Linked DNA regions of Homo sapiens: region 1 is linked to region 2. The links are chromatin loops, found by intact Hi-C in ENCODE. Cell type or tissue: PC-3. All regions are shown on one strand. Links, peaks and the distances in the headings refer to the core of each region. The heading gives the core; the rest is flanking DNA.

Region 1 (2,920 bases), core at 128-2,627, 350 kb before region 2:
AGAATAGTGGTTACAAGAAGCTAGGGAGGTGGAGGCCTGGGGTGGAGGGAAGGGAGATGTTGATCAAGGGTACAAAGTTCCAGTTAGATGGAAAGAATAAGTTTGAGATCTACTGCACAGCATGTAGTAAGCATAGTTAATAATAATGTATATTTCAAAATTGGTAAAAGTAGATTTTAAATATTCTCACTATAAAAAAATAAGCATTGAAGTGATGGATATGTTAATTAGTTTGATATAACCATTCCACAACATATACATACACAGGTGTATCAAAACATCACATTGTAGCCCATATATACAATATTTATTTTTCAATTAAAATAAAGATCTAAATAAAAAATAAGAGGCATGAAAACTGAAAAAGAAAAACTCATTGCTTATTTCTCTTTAATTTTTAATTTGCACAAACTATACAATAATACTATTTGACAATTGCCCCCTAAAATTGCCAATAAGTCTGTCATATAATCTTACCTAAGCTTACATATATGTACATGTATATACTAATTTACTTTTTATGTTATTCATTATAAATATGTATATATACACTTCATTTTATATATAGCATATATAAATGCTTGAATAGAAACAGGTTAAAATGCTTTTATATCTTAATGAAAAAATATACTAATGTAGTAAAGAGATGGGGATTGAACAGAGCACCTACCAAACTTTCTTTCAAGAAATATTTTGATAATCAATAACTTCCTATATAAAGTATATCTCTTTGATCTCTATTTCTAATAAGTGTTACTCATAGACAAGTTTAACAAAAAGCCTGGTATTGTTTTTCCATTACCCAAAGAAAGGAAAATCCATGACGACTCAGTCTCTGTCTAAGCAATAACTGTGCTTCAGACAGATTTATTAGAAACTCCCCCCGGATTAAATTTACATGTAATCTTGTTTGTTGATAGGTCATTTTTTGAAAGTGAAATGGAAAAAATATCAGGCAGGATATATTGCAACAGTCTCAACTGACCCCTAAATCATGACTCCTTACCAGAGGTTAAACCAGCCCAGATGACAGAACTTATTCTATTCAGCAAAGCTTGCCAGTTGCCAAGACATTAGAGAGTTAACATTAATAGCAGCTATGCCTTTGGTGTTGTCCATGATTTTGGAATACTGTAAAAATAATTATGGTTTCCGATCTCAGTAGGAATCCCAATTTCAAGTAGTCAACCATTTTAAGTGTTCTAATGCTTCCTTAGGGGATGGTTATCATAAAGCCACACTGAAAGGGATAACGTTAAGGCTAGAGGAAATACCCTAGCTAATCTTTATGACATACAGTCCCGGCCCCCATGATATCCAAAAAGCCAAATCTTTGAAGAAGTTTAAAAAGCCTATTTTGGAATGCCTACAACTGGCTCCAGAGTCTGAAGAAAAAATGTGATAATAAATTACAAAAAGAAAATCTCTTTCAGGACACTTTCAGGACAGACACTTGGTGGCACCAGAGGACCTCAATGGAACTTTGTAAAAATTTTATAGGAAATTACCCCTCAGAGCAAGGACAAACTGAACATTATATTCAATCAGCATTGGTGGTGAAATTTTACTAAAATTGCTGAGGATGTCTCTGGTGTACAGCTGTCATTAGCACTGTCTTGGTAAAACTGTTATCCTTGTAAATCCAAGCCTTAGGGTCCCTATAAACACTTTCAAATGGATTTCCTAAAATTAACCCCTAGAACAGGTTCTGAGTATGTTCATCATTGCTTCCATCTTTTCAGGATGAACTAAAACTTCTTGCCAGAGAGCTACAGTTCTGTGAGTAGAAAAACAAATTACTTGATTTTGTGTTTCCAACCTGAGGATCTATCTCCAGGGACAGGGTTACTCATTTTACTGGGACTGTCATTACAGAACTTTGCAAAACCTTGTCATTTATTTAGAAATTCATTGCCCCCATCATCCTCAAACTTGAAGAAAAGTAGAGAGGACTAATGGCACACTGTATCTGACACTCTTAAACTTCCATGACCAAGAAGGTTACCTCTAACTCATAACACCATGAAGTCCATACTCCCCTATATTCATTGGCTTTTACCATATAAACTTGTTAAGAGTTTGCCCTATGAAGTTGGCTACTTCTCCCCTGATTTTGGACATTTCTTTACTTCAGACAAATGTGGCAAAACACTCCAAGGGACTAATGTAATCTGTTTCAGAGTCTTATCACAAACAGATAACAGTTGCTTTTCTTCTATATGACCAAAAGCTCAGAGGTAATGTCTTCTAGAAATGACCTCAGAAAGAAAAAACAAATATCCTGAAACCATGTTGGAAATAATCCTACCAAGAACTGCCAGCACAGTAGCTAACCCCTGGGGAATAGATCCTTGAATTCATGTCTCCCAGATGAACAGACACTAGGTTTCACTAATACATGGAATGCCATTCCATCAAGAAATTTAAATCTAAGGAGTCTTGAGAAAGCTTCAGAAGCAGACATATTCAGAAAGAAACAGCTACCATTCAAGAGGTATGGATCAAGACAGCCTCTACCCAAGACCTACAGAGTCTGTTTTTATATGGCCTGTGAGCCAGGAATGGTTTTTATATTTTTAATGGGTTAAAAAGAAAAATAAAAAAATAACATTTCAAATCACCTGAATATTGTATAAAATATAAATCTTAGTGTCCATAACATTTTATAGGAACATAGACACACTGATTCATGTAAGTACTGTCCATGGCTGCTTTTACACTATAACAAAGTTGAATGGTTGTGACAGAGACCATACTGTCCACAAAGTCTGAAATATTTACTACGTGGCTCTTTACAAAAAAAGCTTGCTAACACCCTACCTAGATAATCAGAGCTAAAGATTGCAATGCTTTTATTTGCAGGCTTTTGTTCTTTATTTTCTGAGGTACTTTCTTTCCCCTTTCTTAATCCAGCCCCTTA
Region 2 (2,920 bases), core at 203-2,702:
AGTCATGGGAATGTGCTTGCTTTCCGGGAGGCTTTAGATTGTTCTCTGTCACTTCTACTCTCTGTGCTTCCTGTTTCTTTCTCTTCCTCTTTATTTACTCGCCAGTTCTTACAAGCTTCCTTTGTGCTGGGTGCTGAGCGGATACCAAGATGAATAAGTGTAGGCTCTGCCTGCAAGGCAGTCCTCCCTTCCATTGCTCTGGGATTTTTGTTGTTGTTGTTTTAAGATGGAGTCTCACTATGTTGTCCAAGCTGCAGTGTAGTGGCTATTCACAGGCATAATCGTAGTGCACTGCAGCCTCGAAATTCCGGCCTCAGTGATCTTCCTGCCTGAGCCTCCCAGTAGCTGGGACTGCAGGCACCCACCATCGCACCTGGCCTTCCATTGCTCTGTACAGGGTGACTGGCTGTCCTAGTTTGCTAGGGACTGAGTGAGGGTTCACAGGACTTGGGAATTTCCATTTGAAAACTGGGACAGTCCCAGACAAACTGGGAGGAGTTGGTGACCCTAGGTCTGTGCCTCATTATACTTTTCTTCCTAACAATAAGTATAACTTTTATTTATCGAGTGCTGGCTCTGCCAGCCACTTTATATGTAGCATCTTTCTTCAGCTTTAAAACAGCCCTGTGATGTGGGAGTCCCCATTCTGCAGAGGCCCGACAAAGTTGGGGATGCATGCATGAGGTCATGCTATTTTTTTTTTTGAGAAGGAGTTTCACTCTTGTTGCCCAGGCTGAAGTACCAAGGTGCAATCTCAGCTCACTGCAACCTCTGCTTCCTGGGTTCAAGAGATTCTCCTGCCTCATCCTCCCGAGTAGCTGGTATTATAGGCATGCACCACCACACCCGGCTAGTTTTGTATTTTTAGTAGAGATGGGGTTTTACCATGTTGGTCAGGCTGGTCTTGAACTCCTGACCTCAGGTGATCTGCCCACCTCGGCCTCCCAAAGCGCTGGGATTACAGGCGTGAGCCACCGCGGCCAGCCGGGGAGGTCATGGTATTAAGCACGGAGCCTGGCTTTACACCCAGGCCTGTCTGTGTTCTTAGTGAGGGCGCTATACTGCATCCTTGCTCAGGAGGAACGGCTCTGAGATAGAGGGGTTATTTCACACCAGACTCCCTCAAAGCTCTGACACACTAGCGCAAACCCTGAGGGAAGCTGCAGAGGCAGGTGTGGGGGCTGTGGCGCTCCCGCCCTCTGCTGGCCAACCTGGACCTGCAGCTCAGCGATGGCCTCTTCTATTCATTACAGACAGTTTTAATGGACCAGTCTCGCTTCCACGAGCTCCAGTTGCAGCTGGAACAACTGACCATCCTGGGGGCTGTGTTGCTGGTCACCTTCAGCATGGCAGCGCCAGGAATTTCCAGCCAGGCCGACTTTGCTGAGAAACTCAAGATGATTGTGAAGATTTTGCTAACAGATATGCACCTGCCGTAAGTGGAACTTTGATGCGTGGATGGGACGCAGTGGATGTCAGAGAGCCGACTGGAGTCTCCCAGAGGGGTCTCCCACTGTAAGGCAGAGCCCAGGGCCACTCTCTAGGAACTGAGAAGAAACCTTGCTGTCTCAGTTGGTTCACTTGGCGAAGACCCCAGCAGAGTTTATTTAGGGTCATAGGGTCAAAGTTAGAATCTGCTGCAGGGTTAGCAGAGCTCTAGGATAGTGGCTTCAAAATGTGTGTGACTAGCCGAGTAGCCTGTCGGGCCTTAGAGGCCACACCAAGGAGTTGGGTTATTGTCCTAAGAGCAGTAGGGAGCCATTGAAGGATTTGAAGCAAGAGGGGGAACGTAATTAGATTTATGCCCTTAAGTTTAAATTTTGGCATGGGGCACATAGTAGATGTGAGGGAGCATTTAGGAGGCGAGAGAAGAAGTGGCTCGGGCTGGGGGGTAAGCCATGAGCAGGGTGGGGAGCGCTGGTACCAATGGTTGCTTGCCTTGAGGAATTGGAGATCCCGGGCTTAGAGGTCCCGCGGCCCTCCATTCCCTGTTAGCATGCTCCTCCCGGGGCCTGGCTCGGTGTTGAGTGCCATCAACTCATTTGTTCTCCCTACGCAGGGAGCAGGATGCTGTCTGACCCCTTCCTTCTTTAATGGGGTTGTCTTTGTCTCCTGACCTCCAAGGTTCTTGTGTTTGTTTGTTGAGTGCTTTATTCCTCTCCCAAAGCCATTCAAATGTATTAAACTCTTACTGGAGCTTATGAAGAAACTGGAACCCAGAGACATTAATTGGGACAAAAATGTTTGTGACTAGGACCTGCAGTAAGAAATTCATTTTCCATTGTGACCTAGTACACACTTAACACACGTGTAACAGAAACGAAAACTTCTCAAACTGGAACTGACCCTAACTGTGTTTAATGCAGCCTGATTGTTTCTACTCTATTCTTATTCCATTAAAAAAAAAAATTGGTTGCTACCCACTGAATTGCTTTCATAACCGACTAACAGTGAAAAGCAGAGCCCTAGAGGAAGGTCATGAGAGAAACCAGCTATATTCCTGCAGAGCTGCATGTATGTGGTTGAAGTGTTCTGCCCTTGCTTGTTCCCTGTAGGCGTTCTGTGCTCAGTGTAATGCATCATTTTCTTACCCAGCACGAGTCCGCATCTGCACGCGTGCAGGCTTCAGTGACCGCTCCTACCATGGAGTCATGTTGGGTGACTTCTATGGTTTCCAGCCTATAGAATATCTTTGAGTGGTTCTAAGTAAATGCTCTATCTAACAAGGTCCAATTCAGAGACTTCTTCAAGGGAAGTACCCCCTAAACATTCTCATCCTTACAAAATGGAGGAATTTTACTGCTGAATTTTCACAAAGCATGGCTGTGTTCAGTGCAGTGTGGGGCGTGTCCGTAAGTTGTGACTAGGGCCTCAACAGTTTTGACAGTCAAACTAGTTTGCTGAGAGGCCAGGAAACTTG

What was found. Peaks named below come from ENCODE experiments on the same cell type or tissue, not always from the same donor. Only the 100,000 strongest peaks of a DNase experiment are listed, where the experiment ranks them.
Region 1: it touches region 2 in a loop (5-fold over the local background); 5 of 110 quality-filtered maps call a loop at or near these places.

What each region holds. Positions count from the first base shown.
Region 1 is chr11:32,712,237-32,715,156 of GRCh38, forward strand. The region is part of intron 3 of CCDC73 (coiled-coil domain containing 73); the gene reads right to left. Among named protein-coding and RNA genes, the nearest start is that of CCDC73, 81 kb to the right of the region's middle. In PC-3, for the core only: a CTCF peak has its summit at 1,452 (motif pointing right); no DNase peak of the experiment used is centred there; H3K27ac peaks cover 58 bases.
Region 2 is chr11:33,064,577-33,067,496 of GRCh38, forward strand. TCP11L1 (t-complex 11 like 1) reads left to right here. Exons shown (of 10, transcript NM_018393.4): 8 at 1,254-1,435. Among named protein-coding and RNA genes, the nearest start is that of LINC00294, 10 kb to the right of the region's middle. In PC-3, for the core only: CTCF peaks have their summits at 1,196 (motif pointing left) and 1,399; a DNase peak (open chromatin) is centred at 1,175.